Regions from separate parts of the Homo sapiens genome. Here all the other regions are linked to region 1. The links are chromatin loops, found by intact Hi-C in ENCODE. Cell type or tissue: heart right ventricle. All regions are shown on one strand.

Region 1 (4,000 bases):
GGAGGCCATTGAAAAACAACCAAGCCTAAGATGGGACATGATACCATCTTAAGAATATTTGTATTTGTCTCTCTGACACTGTCTGCAGACTAGGGTCACTCAAAGGATGGATGTGGATCTCTTGATTTTCCAACTCTCACTTTCACCAAGCATTTTGACAAGGGTTGGAGGGGTCCTTTAATAAGAGGTATAGGCGAAGGAGGTAGGAACTAGTCTCTTCATCTGGACCAGAGAAGGAACTCTGGTTCTGCAAACAAATGAAAAGCTTAGGAAGGCCTTGTCCTGACAAAATTCACAGGCTTCTAATCCTCTCCCTTCCCCACCTTAAAAACACACAAAATTAAGGAAAAGACAAGAAAGGCGGTAAGATTCTTGAAAGAGCTTTCAAAAATGAGAAAAGAAAAACAAGAGAATAAACAGCACAATGTGTCCTGATATGTTAATATGTTTCCCTTTCGTTTTGCGTTTTTTTTCCCCTTTCCTTCAAAAAAAAAAAAAAAATCTAGGATTTTGTCTCCTCTAAGGAGAAATTAGGAAGGAAAATCTGACATAATCTCCAGAGCTGTAAAACTTCTTTGTATGCCGTCACTTGAGTGCTTTTTCTTACATTCCCTTAAGTAGCCAACCTACCATGTGGCGAGTTTGTGAAGCCAGGAAGGGAGGCAGTAACCCGAGAGGCGCTGCAGGGCGGCTCCCCACGGCGAGGGAGGGCAGGCGGAGCCCCAGCTCCTCCCAGCCGGCTGAGCGCTCGGCCCCTCCTATGGCCGCAGGGGAAAAGGAGGAGAGACCTACATTTAAAAAGGCAGGAACCTACCAACTGCAGAGTGAGAATTCCCATTCGTGAGGTCAAATCGAGGTCAAGAATTTCCTAACCATCTCTGAAAACCCCCTATTTAGGGGGTCAAGTCGGGCTGGCAACGCCCCAAATCATTAACTAAATCTAACTTGATCTTCAAAAACACAGCCTAGGACTGTTTTTCTTTCTTTCTTCTGCCTGAATGTTTCTCAGTGGCATTTCTGTTACTTCCTGTTTGTGACCGGGCTTTCCTTGCCCTACTTCCTTTTTTAGGGGTTTAGGTTGCCTCGACGGCCATTTCCACTTAGATAGATGGAAAAGGGGTGTGTGTGCGTTGGATTGGAAGGGAAACAGCTCACATTTATTTTTATGTTGTAAAAGTCTTTTCTCATGCATTCACATTCTTTCATTTACGTTCTACAGCAACACTATGAGACCAACAATATGATTATGCCCAAATTACAGTTAAAGAAACTCAGGCTCAAAAAGATTAAATAAGATGTCCAAGTTCACGCATCACATAAAGGCGCAAAACCTGGATCTGCGTTCCAAGGGTCTGAAATCCAAAGGGGCTTGGGGATTTCACGAGGTCTGAATCTAAAACTGAAGTTCTTTTCATTTATTGAACCCTTAAGGGAGACCTAACTTTAACTTATTTGGCAAAACTTTATTCAGGGAAGACTTTTATTCAATCTTTATTACAGAGTTTATTCTTCAAATGTAAAGAAAAGACTTAGCTTAGTGCCTTCCCCAGAGCAGTGGGAGAATTATGAAAGATGTACTATTGCTTTTTTTTTTTTTTTTTGGCAACCTCTCTGCTCTGCTGGCTTTCACCCTGGCCATCCCAGGACCGAGCTGGGGCGTTCAAGCTTGCCTCGGAGCCAGGCCTGCACTTCCAGCGTCAGGCAGTAGGGGGAGCAAGTGTGCAAGAGGAGGAAAGCGGCTCCAATTGGGCAGGAAACGTTTGAGACCATGTGTCCTTACCCGGCTCCGGTTGAAAATTTAATTTTTTTGGCTGCCTGAATGCTTAGGACCCATGGCTCCAGGCTTCTCTGCAAAAATTTATGCTTACTGATTTGTAGGGTGGGAAAAACCAGCCTCAGGGAGTTGTAGAAAAAGATTACATGTGTCCCCTGGATCAGAGGAAGTAAAAACCTCCACACGGTTGCTGGGGAAGGATCCAGGCCTCCTGGCCTCTGCCCCTATGTGAGGGGGAGAGGACGCAGAGGCCCGCACTATGGGCCGTCCTGGGTCCAAGCATCCCAGGACCTCCACCTGAAACCTGCCAGAGAAGACAGGATTTTGTACAGTCCCTAGCGAAAGAATTGGAATGTATACAGCAAAATGGGGAGAAACGTTTGTGTTTTTTCATTGTATCCCTGGCTTCTGGAACAGCGCAGGTGGCGGCCTGGCTTCTGGTACTCACATTGACAGAGCCTGTTAACTTAGGCTGCGCTTTGACAAGCTCCTTGAAGTCAGGTGGAAAAGAAACAAATGTCCTAAGCTTGAGCCTGTACTAGGTCTAGAATAACTTTAGAGTGCTGGCAGGTCACCTCTGCTCTGGGATGTAGCTTTCTCCCATTTCTTTCTCCATTACAACTTTAGTTTCTTAACCTGGGAAAGAAAAGTTTCAAAACTGCAGCAGTGGAGAACCCCGAGGGCTGGCTGGCAATAGTGTCATTCAAAGGAAAACAGAGAAGAACCAAAAGCTGATGTTTGCCTGCACTTTGGATTTGGATATAGAAGACAACTGATATTCTTTTTTTGATGGTGGTTATGTACAGAAAACGTTGGTCTTGGTTCCAAATACACATGAGATTTGTATTCTAATGCACCTGTTCCTGTGATTTTTTTTGTTTGTTTGTTTAAAATGGTGACTTCCTAGGGTATTTTTCTAGACCAGTAGAAAAGACGTTAACCAAAGCTTCCTGTAAAACTACCATTTAGGCATCTCTGCTTTCATTCTGCTCTGGGGTAAAAACTCCCTTCACTCTGAATAAGTTAGAGAAGTATTCAGAGTAGCTGAGATGGAAATGGATAAGATGTGGACCCACTAAGAGAGATGGCAATAATCTTTGGATCGCCACCCCTCACGGGATTTCCCCTAATATAAGATGATACCTGTGTATCATTGGTATATATCATCATAGAGGTATCTATGTATCTGCAATATAAAATGATATCTATATAAGGAACTTACAATCTTCTGGTACAGTTCTCACTTCGTATGGCCCAAGAACCCATCAGAAAATTTACCTTTTATTTGCAAACACTCTAGCACAAGTAATTAACAATTAACATTGATTAGTACCCTCTAGGTGCTAGGCATAGGAAATAAAGATAAAGACCCGCCCTTGAGGCTGGGCATTGTGGCTTACGCCTGTAATCCCAACACTTTGGGAGGCCGTGGCGGGCAGGTGGGGGAGCATCACTTGAGATCAGGAGTTTGAGACCAGCCTGGCCAACAAGCCGAAACCCTGTCTCTACAAAAATACAAAAATTAGCCGGGTATGGTGGCGCACACCTGTAATCCCAGTTACTCCAGAGGCTGAGGCATGAGAATCGGTTGAACCCATGAGATGGAGGTGGCAGTGAGCTGAGATCATGCCACTGCACTCCAGCCTGGGCGACAGAGCCAGATTCTCAAAAAGAAAGAAAGAAAGAAAGACCCACCCTTGAATAACTCACTCTGGTAAGGGAGACATCACATTCTAGGGTATGTGTGTTTCCATATGTAAATGACAGGGAGGAGTGTTTTGAGGAAGGAAGGCTCTGCTTGGATGAGGCAGTAGGTTCAGGGGCTAGGAGCCTCAATACTGGAGTCAGCCTGCCAGGATTGAATCCTGGCTCCACCATTTACTAGCTATGTGACTCTGGGCAAGTTTCTAGACCTAGCTGAGCCCCAGTTTTATTATCTATATGCTATAGGGAGAATCATGTTCCCTATTGCCATGGTTTTTTTTTTTTTTTTTGAGGATTCGGTGGGATGGAGCCAGTAATCACTCAATATGTGTTGGTGATGATAATGGTGATGATGATGGTGGAGGTGGAGGTGGATGAAATAGAGAAGGCTTGACTGAGGAATTCAGCAGGAGAAAGAGGGAACTGTGGAAGAGGGAAGAGCATTCTAGATGAGGCCTGGTATTCTGGGATTTAAGAAGCCCTCTAGGTGATTCTGATGCACACTAGGGTTTAAGAACCACA
Region 2 (4,000 bases), 290 kb after region 1:
CCCATCTTCCCTCCTGAACTCTAGATTCCTGTATCCAGCAGCCCATTAGACAGCTCCACTCTGTGAGGCATCTCAGGCTTAACAATTCCAAAACCAAATTTTGAATCCCCTACCTCCCAACCTGTTCCTCCACCCGCTTTCTCCATCTTAGTAAAGGACAGCTTCATCCCTCCGGCTGCTCAGACTGAAGATGTTGACTCATCTTTACTTCTTTCCTTCCAGTTCCATCCATCAGAAAATCTTGCCAGCTCTTCCTTCAAAATATTTAGAATCTGGTAAACCCTTAGTCTGAGGCACCATCATCTCTTGCTTAGATTATTGTATCCTGTTTCCTTCCACCCTTGCCCTCTTCAATTTGTTTAAAACAGCAGCCAGAATGATCCTGTCTTGCTTCTGAAAACCCTCCACAGGCTTCCCATCTCATAAAGAGAAAAAATTCAAATCCTCAGAGTGACCCATGAGGCCCACAAGGTCTACACGGCCTCTGCCTCTGATTCCCCTCTGACCTCACCTTCTGCCACTTTCCCTCCACCCTTTCCAGAACACCCCCTCTGCTTTGGACAGCTTCCTTCAGCGGGCAGCAGGCTCGCTCCCTCACTTCGGCTCCAATTGCCCTTCCCCAGAGATACCACCCCTCTCTCTTGTATCCTCTTCATTTTTATTTTATTTTTCTGGTAGCAAGTCTTGCCAACTGACATATCATATGTTAATTTCATTGTTTGCCTCCCCCTAGCCCGGGTAGATTAAGTTCTGGAGACAGCAAGAGCTGATTTGTTCTGTACATATCTATGGCCCCAGGACTTAACACAGTGGCTGGAAGAAGATAAATACCCAGTCGATTTTTGCTGAGTGCATGCATGAATGTCAAATCCTTTGCTAAGCCGAAGGTAGGGGAGAGGAAATGCAGATCGAAAATGATCAAGACCTAGCCCCAACCTTTAGGACCTCCCAGCTTAGTACCCTTCCTCAGAGCACAGAGTGTGGTCTTTCATAGGCCACAACACACAGTTACAACCAGAAAAGTGTGATTAAGCATACCAAATAACTGACTGTTTTGCTTTTGCCCCCTCTCAACTTAGGAAATTACTTTACTTCAGAGACTTGCCAGAGATCCGTTTGCTACAGCAAATTCAGATGTTAACACCCAAAACCACATATATTTTCTGCCCTCCTGTCAACGTAAGGATTTCATATGGCTGACCTGGTCTTAAAGATAGACCAGGTCAAGAGTTTCCTAGGTGTCTGAGTGACACCACCCATGCTTCTCCCACCAACCCCCTCAAAAGTCTCCTGACCCTGCATAGGCAGATCCTGAAATTACACAATTTACAATTCACTGACCTCTGAAAGAGCAAGTCACGCTCCAAAGAGGGCTGCAGACAAAAGCGTTCCAAGCCAGATTCCTTGTTGACACTGGTCTCTGGTTACACCCTAGGCATAAAAAGCAAGGAAGTTCTTCAAAGCCAGTGAGTGCTTCCCTACCTTTGTCTGTCCCCAGCAGAACCTCTTCCCCCACTCCACCCTCCACAGAGGGACTCACTATAAGTTCAACAGTGCAAGTGGTGCAAGGGGAGGCATTTTCAGGTTACACACTATATATAGCTAACTTACAGTCTCATGTTATTCGCCTTGGCGAGGGTTGAAAGCCTTAATACCTCCCAAGCATGCCCTGTTGTGAGTCCCCTTTCCTTTCCAAAACCCTTCCTTGGCCCAGACCCTGGGAGTCACCTTTCTTCTTCCGGCCACTCCCCACTCATCCTCTTTCAGCCTCATCACAAAGCAGGGACTTTCCCATGAGTCTAGGTCTGCCCTGGAGTTGCAGGACCACACCACGGCCAAGCAAGGCCTCTCCTTGGACCCTTGGTAGTTTCCTGAACTGTGAGTGTCCTGTTTTTTCGAGGCTGGTGTCAGAGGGAACAAATGCAAGACCCGGATGAAGCATCTCCCCCACCACATGCCAACAGCCAGTTCCGCCCCTCCGCCCGGACACCTGCCCTGTTAGCCTTGCCATTCTTCTCAACACAACTTTCTGAAACAGGAAAAGTTCCCTTGTCCTCCTCAAAGGGTGTGTGAAGAGGGCGTGGCTCACTTCTTCGGTGCCTGCTACTCAGACCCCTAGTGGGAGCAGGCAGATGGGCAGGTCACGGGGAGCGTGGGTTCCAACCCCACAGCAGCATCTAGGGTTGAGTCTTTACAGCTCCTAAGCCCCAGTGGGCGTGTGTTACAGTGCGCTCTTTCAGCTTTGCTATCTGCCGGCAGCTTGTGTTCATCACCTCAGTTAGACCCTCTGCGTTATCACAAGGGCAGAGGGCTTTCTGTATCCCGGGTTCTTGCCCTAGTGCACCAGAAAAATTGTATCATGTGTGGGCTTAGAGAATGAGTGCAAGGTTTTATTGAATGCTGGAGGTGGCTCTCAGCAGATAGATGGGGAGTCAGAAGGGGGATGGAGTGGGAAGGTGGTCTTCCCCTGGAGTCGGGCCGCTCAGCAGCCAGGCTCTCCTCCGACCACCCTCTGCGTCATTCTGCTGTTGATGGTCTGTCAGCGTCTATGTGTTCTTCTGCCAGTGTGTTCCTGTCGATGTCCAGCCACTTGTGTGTGCTTCTGCCAGTGTGTTCCTCTTGATGTCCAGCTATTAGTGTATGTGCCCGCTAAGGTCTTGGGGTTTTTATAGGCACAGGATTGGGGGCGTGACGGGCCAGGGTGGACTTGGAAAATGCAACATTTGGGCAAGGAAACAGGAGTGCCTGTCCTCACCTAGGTCCGTGGGCTCAGGCACAAGGGTGGAGCCCTTGTCAGGGACCCTGCCTTTCTCTACCCATCCCTGTACCCCTCCCATATCACTTCCACACAGCCCTGGACCTGGGCTAAGACATAGCACTATTTGCCATTCCTAGTTGGTGCTGTGGGGTTCATCTAGGCCAACTTTATCATTTTCACAGAGGAGAAGACCAAAGCCCAGAAAGTGGAAGCCATGTGTTCAAGGTCAAAGAACCTGTTCAGGTCAGAGCTGGGGCAGGAATCCCTGACTTAGACACCCCAACCAGGGCTCCTCTGCAGCACCTACCTCTTCACTCATGTTCCTTGGAGTTTTTCCATTCCTGGTTCTTGCTCTTCTTGTCCCACTTTTGAATCTTTCTTGGAGTTACTGCTTCCAGGGTTTCCATCCAGGCCCAACTTACAGAAGCAGCTCAGTAGCTTCCTCCTGTTAGGATTCAGCCCCCAACCCTGTTCCCTCCCAGCATCCTCAGCCCACGTTCTGGGTTCAGCCTCCTCCACTGCTCCCTGCTTGCTTTCCCATGCATCCTATTGTGAAGAACTTTTCGTCCTTACAGCACGTCTATGTACAGTACCTCACTGATGACTACAAAAAATCTCATGAAGTCATCCAGGGAGATGGATTATTTTCTTCATTTTTACAGATGCAGAGATTGAGATGCCAGGTGAGAGCGAATAAGTGGTGGGACCTGCGCTGGGATCTTTAAGCCCATCACGATTTTCAAAGGTCTTCTATTCCCAGTGTCTTCTCCTTCCGTGGAGTGGTCCCCAGGACACCAGCATCACCTGACTTCTTCCTCTACACATTCATTTCCTAAAGTCCATTATCATATGTCAATTTTCAAGTTTCCAAATGTATATGATACTTTTTCCCAGGCATCTCCATGCTCTCCTGGCACCTCAGGCATCTTAAGACCTCTCTGGGTATGCTTGCCTCCCTCACTAGGGCATGTGGTCAGAGTTTAAGGGTTAAGATTCTGAAATAAGGCCAGGCCCAGTGGCTCATGCCTGTAATCCTAGCTATGTAGGGGGTCTGAGGCGGGTGGATCACTTGAGGTCAGGAGTTCGAGACTGGCCTAGCCAACATGGTGAAACTCCATCTCTACTAAAAATACAAAAATTGGCCAGGTGTGGTGGCTCACACCTGTAATCCTAGCTACTCGGGAGGCTGCAGCAGGAGAATCGCTTGAACCTAGGAGGCAGAGGTTGCAGTGAGCCAAGATC
Region 3 (4,000 bases), 260 kb before region 1:
TCTTTGAGGAATTGCCACACCATCTTCTACAATGTTTGAACTAATTTACATTCTCACCAACAGTGTAAAAGCATTCTTACTTCTCCGCAACCTCACCAGCATCTGTTGTTTCTTGACTTTTTAATAATCACCGTTCTGACTGGTGTGAGACAGTATCTCCTTGTGGTTTTGATTTGCATTTCTCTAATGATCAGTGATGTTGAGCTTTTTTTCATGTTTGTTGGCTGTATGAATATCTTCTTTTGAGAAGTGTCTGTTCATGAGAGAGACATATTTGCTCCTCTGAGTAAAGGGTAAGGATGCTTACGTCTGTGTGACAGCCTTCTCTCTTTTTCAGAACCTCACTGTGGATCGCCATCGTTGGCCTGTACTGAAGGTAAAGCAGATAGAGGCAGTCTCATCTGTCAGATGAAGACCTCATACACCTGTTGATTAAGAGGCTTTCTTCAGATCATGGTTTAGAGCGGTGTTTTACAAACTTGATGTGCTTGGAGTCTTCTGGAAATCTTGTTAAAAGGCAGACTCTGTTGCAGTAGGTCCGGGTGGGTTCTGAAGTTCTAACAAGCTCCCCAGTGAGGCTGATGTTTCAGGTCCACTGTGAGGAGGCAGGGCTTAGAATAAACAACCGTGGGAAATCCAGTCCAGATCTTTGATGCATCCTAGGTTAGGCCTGTCTGTCAGGCTGCCCTGGGTCTCTAGTGATGGACTCCAGGAGTCTCTCAAGTCTCAAATAAGTCTGAGTCATCAGGGATATTTTTTGAGAAGAGTTGTGCTGTCTGAAGAAGCAAAGAGTGAGTGTGATGGGGAAAATGCAGTGATTAAAAACATGGTAAGGTTTAAAGAAAGATTTGACCATATGCCAGGTGAACCCAAATGTATGGTGCTTTGCGTCTTTCCTGCCCTTTGGTTTTCCAGGGAGGCAAGGCCTTATCTCTTATGGAGCACAGGAGACACAGTGTGGGCGTTTGTTTTCTCAGCCGTGGGCTCTAACCTAATTGTCAAGCCTACAAAAAAAAAATGCTGAAAATCAACTTCTGACTAGATATCTGGTAGTACATAATCTCCATAATTTTCTCTCTGGGTGTATTATGCAAAAGATAATCCTTTGTTATTAAGAAACAATTTTTAAGGCAACTCCCAACTTTGAAACGGGGAAAAATCATTTTATTTACCTCTATGTGCTAGGGAACAATATTAAATTTAGTTTTATACTTTTCCTTTAAGCATTTCAGATTATATTGTGCATTTCACCAACAATAGAAGCTTTCAGACTTTATATGTCTTGTAAAAAAAAGCCTAATATAGATAAGAATAATTTATTGATTTGAAACCCATTGTATAAGAAATAGTCCAGTGAAACTTAAGTTCAAAGTTTTTTTTGTCTTGTGGATGTAGCTATGTCAATATGCCTAGTTTATAGTAACATTAAGTCTAGTGGATTAGATATTAGATATCAATTGAGATGTAAGCAGTAATAAACAGTAATGCCTAAACTGAAGTATATAATCTGAATCTTTATGATGACCAATTTATATTATTGTGAAAAACTTAGGAACTGATTTGAAACATGATTTACATGTTTTACATGAAACATGATTTACATGTGTCATATATAGTTTTCAATAATTTACGTACCAGCAGGAAATTTTAGTGGATAAGTGGAATAAACTGCAGGTGAAACTTTGCTGGAAAATACAAGCATAGTGACATCTGTGCACCAAAAGCACCTGGGGAGATTTTTTAAAACATGGGCCAGACATGCCTTCCTGGCTGTCTCCCTCACTGTCAGTGAGTGTGGGGATGGGGTCTGGGCCTGAATTCTTTCTTTTTAGACTCCTCAGGATTCTGATTGCTGCCACGTTGAGAGGGTTGACCTCAATTCGGACCTCAGAGGGTGACTTGAGAAACTGTCACCACTTGGTGGCAGTGTTGCTCCCCGCATCTTGATTGCCCTTGTTTCTTTCCAATCCCGGAAAAGTGTGCTTGTTTTTTTTTTTTTCCCTGCGTGTTTTTGTTTTTGATCTTGCTATAATATTTATATTCCTTGCTCATTTGCAACTTATTTGAATGGAGAGCTACTTTCTGAAATCTAGATGTTTTTCTTTTTCTACAGGGTTTTAGGGCATGGGCAAAACACGGAAGAAAAAAGTTGTCTTCAGTTGGCAGAGACGTGGATTTTTAAGATTGTTCTTAATTTACTTTCTGTATAACTTTGCTTTTCTGTGGTGAACAAAGACCAGGTTCAAGATAAAATATTGCAAGCCAAGAATCTGATTGTTCATGGATTTCTATGGTTAAAGATACTTGATCACCTCCCCATCCGCCCCCTACCCCACCCACCCTGCGCCGCCCCCACACCCCATTGTGCTTCTTGGCTTGTCATTTCAAAAGTCAAGGAAGTCACAGTGAATGGCAAGATTTTACCTCGACTTGCTATTTTTGTGCCTGTTAACAATTGTGAGTTAACACTGACTGAGCTTTTCCTAGTGAACCTCCGGCGTTTAAACAGCCAGTCCATAACACTGTGTGAGGGCTGGAGCTAAGGTTATTGGTGACACAAGATAGCACCTGAGCCAGTGCTGCTTGGTAGGAGGGCTGAGGGGAAGAGGGCTGAGGGCTTGGATGCTGAGATGCTAGAGTCACATCGCCTGGATTTGAATCCCTGCCCTCCTGTTCTGATACCAGCTGACCCATGACGATGCTACAGCACCTGACAGCAGATTCCTCCTTAGGGCTGGTCTAACTCTAGAGTGTGTGCCTGTGTGCCTGCAGGAGAATGTCCAAAGTGAGTGATCTTGATCTGTTAACCTTTGAATTTTAACCTATACCAGGGAGCCATTGAAGAGTTTAAAGCAAGTGAATGACGAGTAGTTTGAAAATATTTCCAGGTGGATAGAATTTGTGGACATACATGAACATGAGCAGCCTCAAAATCAGGGCTGGGACTAGAGTGAGGCCAGCACGTGTCCAGGGTGCAAAATGTAAGGAGGCATTCACTTTCAGGGCCTGGCAGGTGTGGACCCTGAACTTCCAGGACCTTGAGAGTGAGTGTCTCCTAAGGATTACACCCTGGGGGCCTATTTGCCTCATCCTGGTCCCTGGTCCTCTGTGTACCCTATTGCCTGCTTCAGTAAACAGGCAGCCCTGCAAGGGAAGGAAGGGTTGGATCAGCTCTGAGGAGGGAGTTTTTTTAGAAGGATAGATTTGTTTTGTTTAAAAAACAGCTTTATTGAGATATAATTCACATCCTATACAGTTTGTTCATTTAAAATGTACAATTCAATGTTGTGAGGTTATTTTTTGGTATATCCACAGAGTTGTGTGACCATGACCACAGTCTAATTTTTTTTATTTTTTATTTTTTGAGACGGAGTATTGCTCTGTCGCCCAGGCTGGAGTGCAGTGGTGCGATCTCGGCTCATTGCAACCTCTGCCTCCTGGGTTCAAGTGATTCTCATGCCTCAGCGACCTGAGTAGCTGGGATTACAGGCATGCCCCACCAAGCCTGGCTAATTTTTATATGTTTACTAGAGACGGGGTTTCACCATGTTGGCCAGACTGGTCTACAACTCATGGCCTCAAGTGATCCTTCTGCCTCAGCCTCCCAAAGTGTTGGGATTACAGGCGTGAGCCCGACCCACCGCAGTCTAATTTTGAAACATTTTTTGTCCCCCTAGAAAAAAACCTGTAGTTGTCACTTGCCAATCTACTGCCGTCCACCTCTAACCATAGACAGCCCCTAATCTACTTTCTGTCTCTATAGATTTGCCTATTCTGAACACTTCATCTAAGTGCAATCATATAATATGTGGTCTTTTGTGTCTGGCTTCTTTGATTTAACATGTTTTCAAAATTCATTATGTCATAATACATACCAGTAATCCATTCTTTTTTAATGACTTATTAATATTCCGTTGTATAGAGACATCACATATGGTTTATCCTTTACCAGTCGAGAGGCATTTGGATTGTTTGCACTTTTGGCTGTTACGGATAATAC
Region 4 (4,000 bases), 250 kb before region 1:
TTGTAGTACGAAAAGTCACCGAGTTTCCATTCACTTGTGGGTGGCAGGTATGGCCCTCCTTACCTCCCATGGCCCAGGTTTCTCTGTCCTGCCGTTTTCACATTTTCCAGGCTTTCACCTCCAGGTACCAAAATTCACATCATTTAGAGATTGTGTCTGCCTGCCAATACGCGGATGTACCAGTGAGGGATTGTTCTCGCCTGACGAGAGGTCTGGATGATGAGAGAGCAGAGCTGGCCCTGGGGCTCAGTGGTGACACCCTCGAGCTTGGCTGCTTCTGTTCTTCTGCTTCCTCTGCTTGGATTCCTTCGCCTTTGGCTTCCCCTCCAGTTCCAAGCAGAACAAAACAGGAGATATCAAGGAGGAAAGGGTGACCCCTCTATATCTGGAGAGCAAAACTGTCGCGGAAATCCCTAGTGTACTTCCATTTGTGTCTCATTATCTGAAACCGAGTTACCTGGCTGGTCACGTGCAGCCACCAGAGGCAGGAAGGTAGTGATTCTGCCTGTGTGGAATGTTCTAGCATTCCCTGGTAGCTTTTGTTTCTTCAGGCAGCCATGACTTTGCATAGATCATTTCCTTTTGCCCAGGACACTCCTGCTCGTTTTCTCCCCTCCTCACCAAACCCACAGTGCATTAACAGCGACAGACTTCTCCTCATCCTCTCAGGCCACTTGGATGTCACCATTTCTTCTCTTTACCCCTCAGGCGTAGTCAGCCTCTCTGTGCCTGATGTTTTATGGCTTTGTGTATGCCCCGATGGAGAGCGTCTTACTGTGTCTTCGGGTTATTTATCTCAACCTCGCATCTGTGCTATCCTGTACAGTAACCAACAGCCACATATCACTATTTAAAATTAAATACAAACTAATTATACTTAAATGTAATAAAAATGTAGCCCCTCACATTAGCCTCATTTCAAGAGCCACATGTGGCTACCGTATTGTAAGCAGAGCTCAAGAACATTCAGCAATATTGTGAGAGTGGCTACCATATTGAGAGCAGAGCTCTAGAACATTCCCTTATCCCAGAAAGTTCTCTTGGACATGCTGCTCAAGGTGGTGAACTCTGAGATCTCCAGTCCCCCCAGCTCCGTCACTCAGAACCACAAATGTGGCACCATCAGCCTTCAGGGTGGTGCTTGTGTTGTACTGTCTCCTGACTAAAGAAGTAAACTTCAGGCAGTCAAGATTTTCTACAACCCACACTGCTCCTAAAACTAGTGTTACTGGATATGTAAAAGCTATTGAGCCCAGTGCTTTCAAGGAATCCTAAAAGCAAGTGGGGACTGTCATGTATCCAGGTTCCTTGTTTTGCAGAAGAAGAAATAGAGGCTTTAGGGGAAAGGGGTCCACTCAAGGTCATACAGGCAAGGTCATACAGTCAGTGGTAGAATGGACTGGAATCTTGATTGTTCATCTCACTCCCCTTTCCATTAAGCCATAACTGATTGAGTATCACCAACCTGTTTGTTTTCCCTGATTATGTTCCCTTCTCGCCTGTTTAATCAGGTTTCAGCTCCTTGTGAGAGGAAGTTGTTTTCAGCTTCTTAGCCCCCTACCTGTAGGCGGTGCTCTGGGAACGCTCAGGAAGCAGATGCATGTGAGCCTGTCTCAGCCAATGATTGCTTAGTTGCAAGAAACAAAAAAATGACTCAAACTAGCTTAATCAAAAGGAGGCTTTTAAACAGCAAGATAAGGGTAAAGGCTGGGAACTAGGAAGTTGTCAGGAACCAAGGCTGTCTCTCTGGATCTCTCTTTGAGGCCATGTAATTTTTTTTTCCTCTCGGTCTCTTTATTCTGCACACCAGCTCACCCAGCTTGCTTGTTACTATATGCAGTCATGCCAACCCCCAGATCTGTATGACCTGTTAGCCTCAGGGGCACCCACGTAGCTGGCTGCCAATCTGTGTTTTCTTCCAGGTTTCGAGAGGGAGAAATGATTGGCCCAGCTCAGGGTCACTTACCCAGGGAGAGGTGGGGGAAGTATGGAGGCACCGTGGTATCAGGGAACCCCTGGGCCAAGCTTGTCCAACCCGCGGCCTGCTTTCTTTCATTTTTTCTGTTTTTTGTTTTGTTTTGTTTTGTTTTTTTACAGCTCATCAGCTATTGTTAGTGTATTTTATGTGTGGCCCAAGACAATTCTTCTTCTGCTGTGGCTCAGGGAAGCCAAAAGATTGGCCACCCCTGTCCTAGGCCATTATCTGGGCTGTGGGAGGTGTGGAGCAGGGTCAGAGCTGGAGGGGGAGGGCATAGCCTCCAGCCACCATAAGTTGGTGTGTTCTTGGTAATTATATTGCTTGTCAACCGAAGGCAGAATCAGGACAATGAAAGTAATGAGAATCCCTAGCTTTGTAACAGTTAGTGGTTATCTAAAAGTAGGTGAAATTGTACATGAGTGAGTGGCATGAATTTCTTATTACTAAAGTGCTCAGATAGCTGGCTAACTTTCTGTCAAAGATCCCTCTGCTAGGATCAACATTTGATTAATATATTTATCCTGTAATAAGAATTTGGGATTCTTAAAGCAAAATAGTTGTCATGTGGCTGACTACACAACCAAAGATGGTCCAGGTGTCGCTGGAAGAGGAGAGACTGAAGAGCTGTTGCCAGGTTCCCACGTGGACCTTCGGCATGACCCGGCCATGGGGAGGCCTCACACGCTCCTGCATCGCCCACATCTTGCCAAGCCATGGAAAACACTTGGGATTCATATCTAAATCCTAGTTTAAGCTTGGTGAGGACAGTGGCCTGGTGCAGAGTTTGGGTCATAGATGGTGCTTGGTTTCTTTTGTATAAAGGGGTATATGATTTTGGAATATTTACCAAATGTGGGCATTTTTTCTATAAAAATTATTGTATCTACTGAGATTATAGTATGTAAAAAAAACATACACATGGAGAAAGAATACAAAGAGAGCATTGATATTCTACAGAAGTGGCAAGAAGATGTGGTGATAGGTGATATTTTTGCCTTTTGTTTCAATTTTGTATTGTAGTGACTTTTTTGGTAGAAAAAACTAATTTCTAATTAAGGGAGAAACATTTGAAGTACATTTAGTCTTTCTAGAAAACCTCATCTTCTCATAGAAGTTTAAGATGGAGACATACTTCCATTGTGAATCATGATGCTAACCAGTATTCAGATTTGTTGGAAATGGACTCAGTTTTAAAATTGCTTCTCTCTTGTGGGCTGGAACTGCAAATGATTGTTTGGGGATTTTTCCCCTTTTCTTCTATGGAGTTATTCAACTTGGCATGACCAGTGATTTGAGCTGAGAACATGGAACCCTTGATTTGCAGAAATCAAGCCCCCAAAGGTACAGATACAGTGGTCATTGTCTGAAGGGTTTCTTTTGTTCTTGGCCCTCCTGTCCCTGCTCTTACTGTGGCAGCTGCAGCTGCAGGTGCCTCTGAAGCCTTGCCATCCATGGTCACTTCCTGCCTGCTCCCCACCCACCCCTGGGAAAGAGCCCCCAAGTGTCCAAAAGCACTGTGTTGCCTAATGCTTGTTGAGAGTCTACATTTCTCTAGATCTAGCAGAAGTAAAATTTCAGTTTGTTATATTTATAGTTTCAGGAATAGTTTGGGAATGGATTTAATAAAAAATTTAAAAGCCCATCATTTTTATATCTCTTTTTCGATATTTGATGGTTTAAAAGACATCAAAGTTATCTTCTCCCATTACTCATCCTATACAATTAAAACCTGTTTTTTGAAGTTGTAATAGGTAAGTTAGCCTTAGGTCACCCCATATTTATGTAAACTCCAGCCCACTGCCACAGCTACTTTGATTGTGATCTGTCATTGTGTTACCCACTGTAGGGCAGAAATGGTTCCTGCCTCATGCCGTTGCTGCTTTACTCTTCCTGAAGTGGTGTGGTTCTGTCTCTGTAGTCCTTGGCACACTGTAGGTTCTCAGATGGCAGGGTGAAAAGTTCTTCTGTTTGCTTAAATCTCTCATAATACCCTGAGTCTGTGGAGCTCAATAAATTCTACTT
Region 5 (4,000 bases), 140 kb after region 1:
CTGCCCCCAAAACTGTTCCTTCTTTATGCACCCAAAGAGGTTTTGCATAAACTAAATATAATAAGTGGATGTGTATTTTATTCTTTTCGCTATAGTAATCTCTCCTTATCTTTGGGGGATATGTTCCAAGATTTCCAGTGGTTGCCTGAAACCACAGATAATACTGAACCCTATATATATATACTGTTTTTTTCCTATACATACGTACATATAATAAAGTTTAATTTATAAATTAGGCACAGAAAGAGATTAACAACAATAGCTGATAATAAAATAGAACAATTACAACATGTCAGCATCACTACTCTTGTGCTTTGGGGCCATTGTTAAGTTAAATAAGGGTTACTTGAACACAGGCCCTCTGACACCAGGGAGTTGATCTGATAACTGAGATGGCTGCTAATTGACTAACAGGTGGGTAGCATAGACAGCATGGATACGCTGGACAAAGCAATGACTCATTTCCCAGGCAGGAGGGATAAGGATGGAGAGATATTTCAATGTGCTACTCAGAGCACTGTGCAATTTAAAACTTAAGATCTGTTTATTTCCGGAATTTTCTATTTAATATTTTTGGACTGTGGTTGGTTGCAGATAAATGGCCAACTTAATGTCTCCCCAAATACAGTAGCCACCCCCCACATCTTTGGAAAACGAAACCGCAAATAAAGGAGGACTACTGTATTGGGGAAGAGATTAAGTTGGGCCATTTTATCTACAGAGTCCATTGAATTAGATATTGCTGACTACTTGAAACAAAAACTTTATTAACTGTTTCCGTTTAAAATGTGTGCAGCATCACTTTTCTGCAGGCGTGATTATGGCAACATTTTTTGGGCCTCATTTTTTGGGCCACAGGCAACTAGGACCAATAGGAACTTGGCAATATCTACAGACCCACTTCCTGGACCCTCCTGCTTGAGGGCTGGGGGGGCATCCCAAACGAGGTTTATTTAGAGCGTTCCAGAGACAAAATGCTGGAATAACATACTAACCAAATTCAATCAGGGCTAGATGCAAGACCACCTTCACAGTCACCATTTTGAAATGTTTAATCATTTTTGAACAAGGAGTGCTGCATTGTTAGCTCACAGGGCTCCATGAATTACGTTGCTAAGATGGTCCTGCTAAAATGTCTGAGTTGGAGGTGGGGGAACAAAAGAATAAAGAAGCGGAAATCAGAGTTGCTAGTCAAGATCTCCATCAGTTTCTTCTAGGTCCTGAATTCTCAACTTTAACCTCAATGACCTTCCCTGGAGAGCACAGCCTTAATAGACCATGCTGCCATCTTGTAGTAGTTAAGAGTGCAAACTCAGGCTGGTTCGGTTCAAAAAGACTGACTGATCTGGTTCAAAACCTAAGTCTACAATGGATCAGCCCTGGCGACTCTGTCCAAGTTCCCCAATTGCTTTATGCCTCTATTTGCTCATCTATAAAGTGGCAAAACCAATCACAGGCACCTCTTCCCAAGCCCCAGAGGGATACTGTGAAACTTAATGAGGAAATGAGAACGGAGTGCACAGCAGAGTGCACTCATGTAGTGAGTGCTTGTGAATGTCAGCTTTAAACGTAAGGTTACATGTTTTGCCATAAGGCATTTGAATAGAGAGACTATGACAAGAGCAGAAAACTTGGGTCACATTGTGAAAAAAGGCAGATGCTGATGACTTTCACTTTTTCAACCCAGAGAAGGACCTATGAGGAGTGACCTACTTCTTCTGACCTCCTATTGTTGCTGCTGGTTTAAATGTTTTGTTGTTGTTGCTGTTTTTTATTGTAAATCTGTAGTAATAGGTGCCTGAGTTTTTTATCTTACATTCAAAGGAAGCAGAATTTATACAAAAGAGGATGAGGATGGGTGGGGCTGTGGGGACAAGCTTTATAAAGGGAGCCAGAGGAGCCAGGCCCCGTCCAGACTTAGCCGTGCTTGTAAACAGGATCCGGTTCTTGCAAATGTGTGAATCTTGATAGTTTACTTTTTTTTTTTTTTTTCTGTTCTAGAGAGTTGGAGAGAGGTTGGAGTGTTTATCTTTGTTTGCATCTCACATTTTCCAGGGGATAAGGATTTGCCTTCCCTGGACCAAGATGGCTGAGAGATCAGAGGGAGCAGAGCAGTTAGGGAAAATGGTGAGAGATTCTCATCTTCTCTCTCTACCACCACCAACCACCACCACCTCCTCCTCTGCGGCTGAAAGGAGAGGGAGATAGGCAGCCAGAAACACACCTGAGGTCTTCTCTCTAGGGAGAAATTTCCTTAGCCCATTAAAGAAATATATATATTCACGGCCAGGCACGGTGGCTCACGCCTATAATCCCAGCACTTTGGGAGGCCAAGGCGGGCAGATCACCTGAGGTCAGGAGTTCAAGACCAGTCTGGCCAACATGGTGAAACCCCACCTTTACTAAAAATACAAAATTAGCCGGGCGTGGTGCCACATGCTTGTAATCCCAGCTACCCAGGAGGCTGAGGCAGGAGAATTGCTGGGCCCAGGAGGTGGAGGCTGCAGTGAGCCAAGATCATGCCACTGCACTACAGCATGGGCTACAGAGGGAGACTCTGTCTCAAAAAAAAAAAAAAAAAAAAGAAAGAGAGAGAGAAAGAAAGAAAGAAAGAAAGAAAGAAAGAAAGAAAGAAAGAATCTAAATAAAATTTTAAAATCCTTTAACTGTAGGTGGGAGGGAGGGATGAATTAGCAGATCACAGAGGACATTTAGGGCAGTGGAACTTTCTGTATGATACTATAATCATGGGTACATGCTATTACACATTAATCAAAACCCATAGAAGGTACTCCATCAAGAGTGGACCCCTGAAGAAAACTATGAACTTTGGGTGATGATGTGCCAATCTGGACTGATCAAGTGTAACAAATGTACCACTGTGATATGAGATGTCTGTATTTGGGGAGGTGGTTTACATGTGGGAACAACGGTCTCTGAGAAATCTCTGTACTTTTTGCTGTATTTTACTGTGAATCTAAAATTGCTCTAAAAAAAGAAATTTTATTAATTAAAAAAATAATAATCTTTCCACTTTCCCCCATAGTAGGTCCTACTATTGGCAGAAAAAATACTTGGACCAAGACAGAGGCCATCTGGAAGGGTGTTGATGCTGCTCCCTCCCAGGAAGTCACCTAAAGAGTCAGGCTGATGAAGCTCCCAATGGGCTGGGCGGCCACACATTATGCTCCTTAATCACGTTATTCACGGTGAGACTCCAAGGATATTCATGTGGATGACATACTTAGTGCTGATACAATCTTGAGTGTTTTGGTGAGAACATTTTAAAAGGCACTGTAAAACTTTTTAGACATAAATATAGCCAGTTTCTTATGGCACCTAAACTGCTAAGTAGTACCTTGATAGTAGAGATTTCAAAAGTATTCACATTAAAACATCCAGGTGAACATTAATTGGTGCTAAAGGGAAAACAACCAGCTAACACCCTGATGCTGACAGCTAGAAATGTTGGTGATGTAGCTTCCTAGTCCCCAGGCATGCTGGGTGCTATCTATAGAAGATAAGTGACTCAGCACCTGCCCAGCCAAATCCTGATTCATGACCCTCCTTCTCCAACTCCACCCTGTGGCCCCCAAAAGAAAAAAACTCAGAATTTCCCTGAGCAGTCCAACCAAGTAGGCCAACCCTTGGGGAAAAAAACATATCGATACTGTCTCTAGCTGCCATAGCTGAACTTCCACTTCCTGAGGCAACCAGCCCCACTGGAGCTAATGGGTCTCCCCCATGAACCTAGACAGTTCCCTGAGACTGTGTGAAAGAAGGACCCAGTGAACACAAAGTCAGTTGAAGACATCTGAGCCAAGTAGGAGAAAAAAATGCATACAGGACCACACACGCTCAGTTCCATGTTGAGAGTTGCATCTCTCATCAGCTTCCTTGATCCTCAATCCAAATCAGTGAAACTTAGCAGGTTCATATTTTTTTCCTTATTTCATATTTTAATAACCACCATTGTATGAATACAGCACATACTTTATAT
Region 6 (4,000 bases), 410 kb after region 1:
AGAGAATACTTCTGCATGGCATCCAGTTGCTACCTGGCAGGAGGGTGTTTGCCTTTGAGAGAGGTGGGGGCAGGGGTATCAAATTCTCCTGGGGAAGACAGGAAGTTTGCCAGCGCCACCCAGAGCAGAAAAAAAGTGTGGCAGTATCAATAAAGATGACAATAGCAAGAGATCTCCTTTTTTCCTCAGAGTCCTGGCCTGCATGAATAGGTGAAATCACAACAGCTAAGATTCAGTGAGTGCTTCCTGTGTAGGCCACGTGCTGCACTTAGGACCACACGCATGGGTTCGTTGAATGCACTCAACAACCCTATGGCATGGATTTTATTATTTTCATTTTTCAGGTGAGAAAACCATGGTACAGAGAAAAGTAAATCGCTTCCCCAGGGGCTGCTCGGCCCCCAGGAGGCAGAACCAGAGTCTGAACCCAAGCGATCTTTTACGGCCCTCCCCTGCAAGCTGGCAACGGAGTATTTCCCTTTATGGTCCCTCTCATTTAATTTTGAATCAGATGTCTTATGCCAAAGTATATACAGAAAGGACACCACTTTGGAAGGTATCTTTGTCCATTCTGGCTACTATAACAAAATACCATAAACTGGGTGTCTTTTTTTTTTTTTTTTTTTTTTTTTTTTGACGGAGTCTCGCTCTGTCGCCCAGGCTGGAGTGCAGTGGTGCGATCTCGGGCTCACTGCAAGCTCCGCCTCCTGGGTTCACACCATTCTCCTGCCTCAGCCTCCTGAGTAGCTGGGAATACAGGTGCCCGCCACCACGCCCGGCTAATTTTTTGTATTTTTTTTTTTAGTAGAGATGGAGTTTCACAGTGTTAGCCAGGATGGTCTCGATCTCCTGACCTCGTGATCCTCCCACCTCAGCCTCCCAAAGTGCTGGGATTACAGGCGTGAGCCACCAGGCCCGGCCAACTGGATGTCTTATAAACAACAGAAATTCATTTCTGACAGTTCCAGAGGCTGGAACTCCAAAATCAAGGCACAGGCAGAGCTGGCATCTGGCGAGGTTCTGCCCTCTAGTTCATAGATGGTGCCTTCTCACCATGTCCTCCCAAGGTGGAAGGGGTGGGAGGTCTCTCTTGGGCATCTTTGATGAGGGCACTCTTCCCATTCAGGAGGCCTCTGCCTTCATGACCTAATCACCTCCCAAAGACCCAGCTCCCAGTACCATCACCTTAGGGGGTAGGATTTCAACATATGGATTTTAGGGAAACACAAACATTCAGACCATAGCAGAGGGGATGAGAGACCCCTGAAGCCTGCTAAGGCTCCTGAGAGCAGCTGACAAATGTATAGGATTTTGAAGAAACTTTTAAAGTCCCAGGGCAATCAACTTTGTTCCTGCTCTGAGTCTGAGAGGTCCCCATTCAAAGTTAGCCCCCTCATTCAGTCTTTTTTTTTTTTTTCTTAAATTTTGAGACAGGATCTTACCCAGGCTAGAGTGCAGTGGCACAATCACGGCTCACGGCAGCCTCCACCTCCCAGACTCAAGGGATCCTCCCACCTCAGCCTCCTGAGTAGCTGAGACTACAGGTACACGCCACCGTGCTTGGCTAATTTTTGTATTTTTTGTAGTGACAGGGTTTTGCCATGTAGCCCAGGCTGGTGTGGAACTCCTGGGCTCAAGCAGTCCACCCACTTTGACTTCCCAAAATGCTGGGATTACAGGCCTGAGCCCCTAACTCAGTCTTTATTGCACAGCATTAAAAGGGTGGAAGGAGCGCTTCACAGAGCCATTCTCCTCCTCCCACCACCATGAGAGGTACAAATTCTACCAAACCTCGTCTCCTGTCTGCCTCTGGTGCAGGTTGAGGTTTGGCCTTCAGGGATTGCTCCTCTGAGCTAATTTCTTGCAAAGGATGTGACAAAGGTCACTAGAGAGAAAACACCTCAGCACGTGTTCCATAGGCCAATGCGGTGAGTTCAGCACAGCCCCATCAGCACGCAGACCATGTGAGAGGACTCATGCATGGGAGGCCACCCACGAACAGGGCTATTTTAATAGAATGTCTTCGGGTGTGGTGAGAAAAACCCCGGCTTGGAGTGTTTGTGGTTCATCTGGAATCAGGCAGCGCTGTTATAAGCTTGGGGCCTATACAGGCTTCCTGGGTTTCTGCTTATTGATACACATTGTAGGTCCTCCAAGAACGGTCCTGAATCATTCCCTTGGTTATGTCCATGTACCGGATCATTCCTTTGATTAGTACACTGTAAATACTTCAAGAATGCTAGAGAAAGTTTTGAGATCAGAGCCTTTCCCACAAAAGGTCAGGAGTTCCAGTTCTCAATAAGCCGAGGTATCTGTGGTTAGAGGAGTCCAGAAAATGCGGGCTGTGTGCGCCCCCTGCTGGAGAGGGAGGCCCAGGCACGCGGAGCTTCTAGTTCAGGGCCGGGGTCCTCTTGAGGGTTCTCGGAGCACCTTCTCGCGGCTCAGAGGGTTCTTCTTCCTGTCCTTCCAGGGCGGCCTTGCGTGAGAGCAGGACTGCTAAGGGTAATGTGGCAATCTAGAGCCAGATTGCCGGGGTTCGAATCCTGCTTCTGCAACTGCTCTGTAACTTTTGGCAGGTCATTAAACCTCTCTGTGCCTCACCTTCCTCATCTGTAAAGTTGGGATGATCATATTAGAGCCTACCTCAGAGAGTACTTATGAGACATAAACGAGATAACATCTCAAACACTGAGGCACAAACAAAGCAAATGTCAAAACACTTAGAATGGTGCCTGGCACATAGGGAGTGTTATGTGTTAATTATATATTAATTATTGCTATTATTAATATCATCATCATAATTCTCTTGGTTATTAATAAAATCTAAGAGAAAGCTTTTCTCCTCTCTCTCAACCCTAAGGGTCACTTTCACGGGCATCAGAAATTCTAACAATCCCAGAGCCAGGATTACAGGCATGAGCCACCGCACTAGGCTCATTATTCTAGATACTAAGAGGAGGGAAGAAACTGCTAACTCTATTCCAATAAAAACATCTTCTTCAAAGAAAAAAGGTAAGCCAAGCACAGTGGCCATGCCCGTAATCCTGGCACTTTGGGAAGCTAAGGTGGGAGATCACTTGAGGCCAGAAGTTTGAGACCAGCCTAGGCAACCTAGCAAGACTCCCCCTCTACAAAAAAATTTAAAAATTGACACATGCCTGTGGTCCCCGCTACTTGAGAGGCTGAGGTATGAAGATCATTTGAACCCATGAGTTTGCAGCTACAGTGAGCTGTGATTGCACCACTGCACTGCAGCTTGGGCAACAGAGTGAAACACTGTCTCTAATTAATTAATTAATTAATTAATTAATTAATTTTTAATTAAAAAGAAAAAGAAAAAAGAATAACTTTCATATCAGCCAGGCACTTCCAAAGTTGTTGGGCTTGTTGGTTGTCTCTGATAGCAAAATAATCTATAGACTGCCTTTTATTTCTGCTTTTGGGAAAATTTAATAAAGTTTGGTTTCTGAGGTAGTACCCTCAATTTAACAATTTGTTTTCTTGAAAATTTGAAGATTATATATATGTCTCTTCACGTGTATGCATATGCCTTATGTATATACACACATATGTGTATTTGTGCAAACATGTATACATCCATATTCCATTTTAGGCATTAGGCATATGCTTACAAAGATACATAAACATATATATTGTGAGCATGTTTAAGACTATATAGGCCAGATTGGTGGCTCACATCTGTAATCTCAGCACTTTGGGAGGCTGACGCAGGCGGATCACTTGAGATCAGGAGCTTGAGACCAGCCTGGCCAACATGGGGAAACCCCATCTCTACTAAAAACACAAAAAAATTAGCCGTATATGGTGGCGGGCACTTGGAGTCTCAGCTATTTGGGAGGCTGAGGCACAAGAATTGCTTGAACCTGGGAAGCAGAGGTTGCAGTGAGCCAAGATTGCACCACTGCACTCCAGACTGAATGACAGAACAAGACTCTGTCAAAAAAAAAAAAAGACTATATAAACACATACATACAGAATG
Region 7 (4,000 bases), 400 kb after region 1:
TGATGCTGTCTTTTCACTGATAAGGTTCTAGGATTGTCAGTGATTAACTGTTGTTCAAATTTATGTCCTGATTTTAGGCAAATAGGGATAAGGATGACAGCTTTTCATGTATCTTCTCCGTTGTCTTTAGCTCAAAAGGATCCTTATGCCCAAGTGGCATATTTTGGGGTGGCAAATCCTGCTATCCTTTACCTTCCTGTACTGCAAAGTCTAGAAAACTAAAAATTACATTCCCTAGCTTCTCTTGAAGCTGAGATTTGGAGGGAGAATTCGGTCCCACCAAAGTCACATCAGATAATTTCCAAAATATTCCCCTTTTTTATTGATAAAGGCTAAGATGAAGGACGTGCTTAGTGTGAGGTCCAGATGGCCTACTGTTAATAACCGAGGCCCAGGATCTAGCCAGGCTACCTGTCCCCAGTCAGGGCAGCGTAGGACTGGCAGTGGCCTTCCCTACTGGGGGTTGGGGAACTGGGGCTGAGCTGGTAACCTTTAGGGAGGGCCCGTAGAGGCTGAGGAACATTTGTGTTTTTTGCAGACAGCTCACTCCCAGGAGGAAGAAAGGGAAACCTTGGGCTGAGCACACCTAGTATTTTTCCCAAATTTGCCAACCAGGTTAAACCACCTTTTTCCTCTCTCAGCCACTGCAGAAAGTCAGAGAGAGAGGCCAGGGTGTCACAACTCCACACTGGGGAGAATCACCAAGGAGGGTGAAAGGGTTTAGTTACCTATATTGGCAGGAAGTCTGGTGAAAAGGGAGAAAAAGGACTGTCACCATTTACTGTATATACTCCTGTTTAAAATTAATTTTTGCAAAAATCCTGTATTCAAGTACAATTTGTATAGTTAAAATAGAAAGAAAAAGAAACCTACCACTTCGGTGTAGGATGGAGTAACCTACAGCAAATGAAAGATCCTGCCAAGAAAAACTGGAAAATCTAGATTACGGTAATTTAAAAAGAAAAAAAATATTTTAAATGCATCAGAGGGCTGGGCGAAGCAAAAAGGATTAGAAAGGGCCCCACTCTGGAGAGAGGAGAACTGCAGAGAGGTGAGTTGCTAACTAGCAGCCACTTATCCCCTGGGGGCCCCTCATCCTGCCACTGGGCAGAGGAAAAGTCACTTCCTGGGATGACCGCATCTAAGGCCAGCTTTCCTCTTTTATTCTTCATCACAACTGTCTCAGGGCTTGCACTGCAATTTGTCATTAAATGTCAGCTTCATTGCATTTTTATTTGTCTCTCTGCGTATGCTATAACCTTCATGTGGGCAGGAAGAGTCTGTCCATCTTGTTCGTTGTTGCATTCCCAGGCCTGGTATACGGTAGATGCTTAGTAAATATGTGTTGGGTTGGATTGGAATGAATGGAATGGAATATGAACAGTGAAAGCTTTCCAGCTCTTTCAGATTTCCTGGATTCTAGAGGCCCCTTTTCTCCCCAGAGGCTCTGTTCCCTTAAGGCTTTGTCAATAGGACCAAACCTAAGCTCCTTGCTGATAGAATGGCATCCTCTGAGTCCTGCTCTAACACCTCCAGGGCTTGGAAGTAGGTGGGGTTGCGAGCCTTATCAGCAACCCTCTAATCTCCCAGGCCACACCCAAACTAGCACCTCCAGGCCCTTCTCTCCCTAACCACAGAATGCCTTGCAGCTCTAACAGAAAAAGTGTAAGAACTCCTGTTTTGAGGGCCTACCTGGCATCCAGTTTCTGTTTAACTCAACCCCATTTCTCAATCTCTCCAAAGCCCTGCAAGTTCCTCAAGTCCACGTGCTCTCAAACCCCTGCCCCAGATTCTAAAACCAGGCCTGTCCACTCTCAGTCTTATTGCCTGGCCTCTGGGCCCACCTTCCCCATTCTCACTAGACCCTGGACCACCCACCCTCTCTGGGGTCCCATCCAGGGGGAGCCCACACCCCATGAGTGAAGACCGTATAGAGAGAAAAAATCTAAATGGAAGTCCGCAGTTGCTGGGTACTTTAAAAATGTCTTTCTAAGGCCGGGCGCGGTGGCTCATGTCTGTAATCCCAGCACTTTGGGAGGCCGAGGCAGGTAGATCATGAGGTCAGGAGTTTGAGATCAGCCTGGCCAATATGGTGAAACCCTGTCTTTAAGGAAAATACAAAAATTAGCCCAGAGTGGTGGCACACGCCTGTTTTCCCAGCAACTCAGGAGGCTGAGGCAGGAGAATCACTTGAACCCGGGAGATGGAGGTTGCAGTGAGCCGAGATCGTGCCACTGCACTCCAGCTTGGCAACAAAGCGAGACTGTTTCAAATAAAATAAAATAAAATAAAATGAGTCTTTCTAAGTGCACCTTGACATTCTCGAAACTTTATTCTTGTGCATTGGAAGTATTTTATTTTCCTTTCCGGGTGTAAAAAGCCCAAGACTGAAGCCAGGAAAAATGAATTCTGGTCCTGGTTCTGCTGCTATGTGATATTGGACCATCCGTTTTCTGATGGAAACCTGGGTCATTTGCTTTGGGGGTTGGTCCTCTGATGTCTTAGCAGGGACTTTGATCTTCTTGTGCGCACACAGAAGCTGTCAGGCTCAGGGAAACCTACATACATGGTCCACGTTGAAATGAGGGTCTAAAGCCTTGATGTAAGCACGAAAGCGTGTGGGCAGCATGCAGCCCTACAAGCAGGCATTGATCCTCAGTGGGTCTATGGGTCAAGGTTTATCCAGCCCCAGCTGGACCAGAGAAACCCCTTTAGGCTTATGTATTAGCCCTTTTTCATACTGCTGATAAAAGCACACCGGAGACTGGGCAATTTACAAAAGAAAGACGTTTAATGGACTTACAGTTCCACATGGCTAGGGAGACCTCACAATCATGGTGGAAGGCCAAAGGCATTTCTTGCAGCAGCGAGAGAGTAGATGAGGAAGAAACGAAAGCGGAAACCCCTTATAAAACCATCAGATCTCATGAGACTTATTCACCACCATGAGAATGGTATGGGGGAGCCGCCCCCATGATTCAATGACTTCCCACCAGGTCCCTCCCACAACACATGGGAATTATAGGAGTACAGTTCAAGATGAGATTTGGGTGGGGACACAACCAAACCATATCAGCTTGTTACACCTCTCCAGAAATGGGAAATTTTTTTTTTTTTATCACTTTGGTGCTTATAGAGGCTTCCTATGTGCCAGGTCTGTTCTAAGCACTTTACACCTGATGGCCCATTTCATCCTCATGACAAATCTATGGAGTAGATGTACTTTACCCCCCGCCGCCCCAAGAGCTCCAAAATGTGAGGCCTTGGGAGGGTAAAGCATTTATTCAAGGTGAGCATTTCCTACAGTAAGAGGCAATCTGGCTGCCGGGTCCGTGTTCTTACCCACAGTGCTAGTGATTTTTCTACAGGCACCAGAAGAGCCTCCTCATTCGTGGTTTGGGTTCCCTGGTCACTAGATCCCAGGTGGACAGTGCTAAATTTGGGCATGCCACTCACTGCAGTTTAGTCACACCTTAGTCTCACGATTTGGTTTTTCTGGAGAACCCTAACTAACACAGTACCTACAGGGTGTTCTGTAAATATACATGTTTCATCAATGCATGGATTTGATTTTGGTATTTTGAGTCTCCTCTGGGCATCAGTCTACAACTCATCTTGGGGATGGTTTATACCTGCAAATAGTCCACCTTATTAACTGCTTTCTTCCTAGTTTCTCAGTGAGTGACATTTTCCTGACCTCTTTTCCAGAATCTAGAAGCAATTTTCCAAAGCCCATTTCCTAAAGGAGGCCCTTACACAGAGCAGTATATACCCAATAAGGGTCTTTCCTTTCCTTTCCTTGAACCCTTATCAAATCTTTCTAGTCTTTTTTTTTTTTTTTTTTTTTTTTTGAGATGGAGTTTTGCTCTTGTTACCCAGGCTGGAGTGCAATAACGCGATCTCGGCTCACCGCAACCTCCGCCTCCCGGCTTCAAACTATTCTCCTGCCTCAGCCCCCTGAGTAGCTGGGATTACAGGCACACACCACCACGCCCAGCTA

What was found. Peaks named below come from ENCODE experiments on the same cell type or tissue, not always from the same donor. Only the 100,000 strongest peaks of a DNase experiment are listed, where the experiment ranks them.
Region 2: a loop joins it to region 1, with 2.1 times the contacts of the local background. A loop is called at or near these places in 6 of 110 quality-filtered maps.
Region 3: it touches region 1 in a loop (5-fold over the local background); 64 of 110 quality-filtered maps call a loop at or near these places.
Region 4: it touches region 1 in a loop (6-fold over the local background); 64 of 110 quality-filtered maps call a loop at or near these places.
Region 5: it touches region 1 in a loop (1.9-fold over the local background); 5 of 110 quality-filtered maps call a loop at or near these places.
Region 6: it touches region 1 in a loop (5-fold over the local background); 56 of 110 quality-filtered maps call a loop at or near these places.
Region 7: it touches region 1 in a loop (2.6-fold over the local background); 56 of 110 quality-filtered maps call a loop at or near these places.

The regions. Positions count from the first base shown.
Region 1 is chr4:38,318,301-38,322,300 of GRCh38, forward strand. No RefSeq gene overlaps it. Among named protein-coding and RNA genes, the nearest start is that of LINC02513, 47 kb to the right of the region's middle. RefSeq lists enhancers at 1-129, 130-630. In heart right ventricle, CTCF peaks have their summits at 1,697 (motif pointing right) and 1,897; DNase peaks (open chromatin) are centred at 701, 1,701 and 1,982; H3K4me3 peaks cover 2,111 bases; H3K27ac peaks cover 2,752 bases.
Region 2 is chr4:38,604,586-38,608,585 of GRCh38, forward strand. KLF3-AS1 (KLF3 antisense RNA 1) reads right to left here. Exons shown (of 16, transcript NR_171644.1): 11 at 3,066-3,590; 12 at 1,729-1,901; 13 at 1,342-1,431. Among named protein-coding and RNA genes, the nearest start is that of LINC02278, 43 kb to the left of the region's middle. RefSeq lists an enhancer at 667-963. In heart right ventricle, no CTCF peak of the experiment used is centred here; a DNase peak (open chromatin) is centred at 2,115.
Region 3 is chr4:38,060,283-38,064,282 of GRCh38, forward strand. The region is part of intron 14 of TBC1D1 (TBC1 domain family member 1); the gene reads left to right. Among named protein-coding and RNA genes, the nearest start is that of PTTG2, 100 kb to the left of the region's middle. In heart right ventricle, CTCF peaks have their summits at 1,909 (motif pointing right) and 2,115; DNase peaks (open chromatin) are centred at 579 and 1,899; H3K4me3 peaks cover 1,444 bases; H3K27ac peaks cover 2,678 bases.
Region 4 is chr4:38,067,795-38,071,794 of GRCh38, forward strand. All of the region lies in intron 14 of TBC1D1 (TBC1 domain family member 1), which reads left to right. Among named protein-coding and RNA genes, the nearest start is that of PTTG2, 110 kb to the left of the region's middle. RefSeq lists enhancers at 1-195, 196-695, 1,759-1,898. In heart right ventricle, a CTCF peak has its summit at 1,556; a DNase peak (open chromatin) is centred at 1,582; H3K27ac peaks cover 4,000 bases.
Region 5 is chr4:38,463,037-38,467,036 of GRCh38, forward strand. All of the region lies in intron 2 of LINC01258 (long intergenic non-protein coding RNA 1258), which reads right to left. Among named protein-coding and RNA genes, the nearest start is that of LINC01259, 45 kb to the right of the region's middle. In heart right ventricle, no CTCF peak of the experiment used is centred here; no DNase peak of the experiment used is centred here.
Region 6 is chr4:38,728,957-38,732,956 of GRCh38, forward strand. No RefSeq gene overlaps it. Among named protein-coding and RNA genes, the nearest start is that of TLR10, 52 kb to the right of the region's middle. RefSeq lists an enhancer at 1,890-2,259. In heart right ventricle, a CTCF peak has its summit at 2,365 (motif pointing left); a DNase peak (open chromatin) is centred at 2,355.
Region 7 is chr4:38,722,834-38,726,833 of GRCh38, forward strand. No RefSeq gene overlaps it. Among named protein-coding and RNA genes, the nearest start is that of TLR10, 58 kb to the right of the region's middle. In heart right ventricle, no CTCF peak of the experiment used is centred here; no DNase peak of the experiment used is centred here.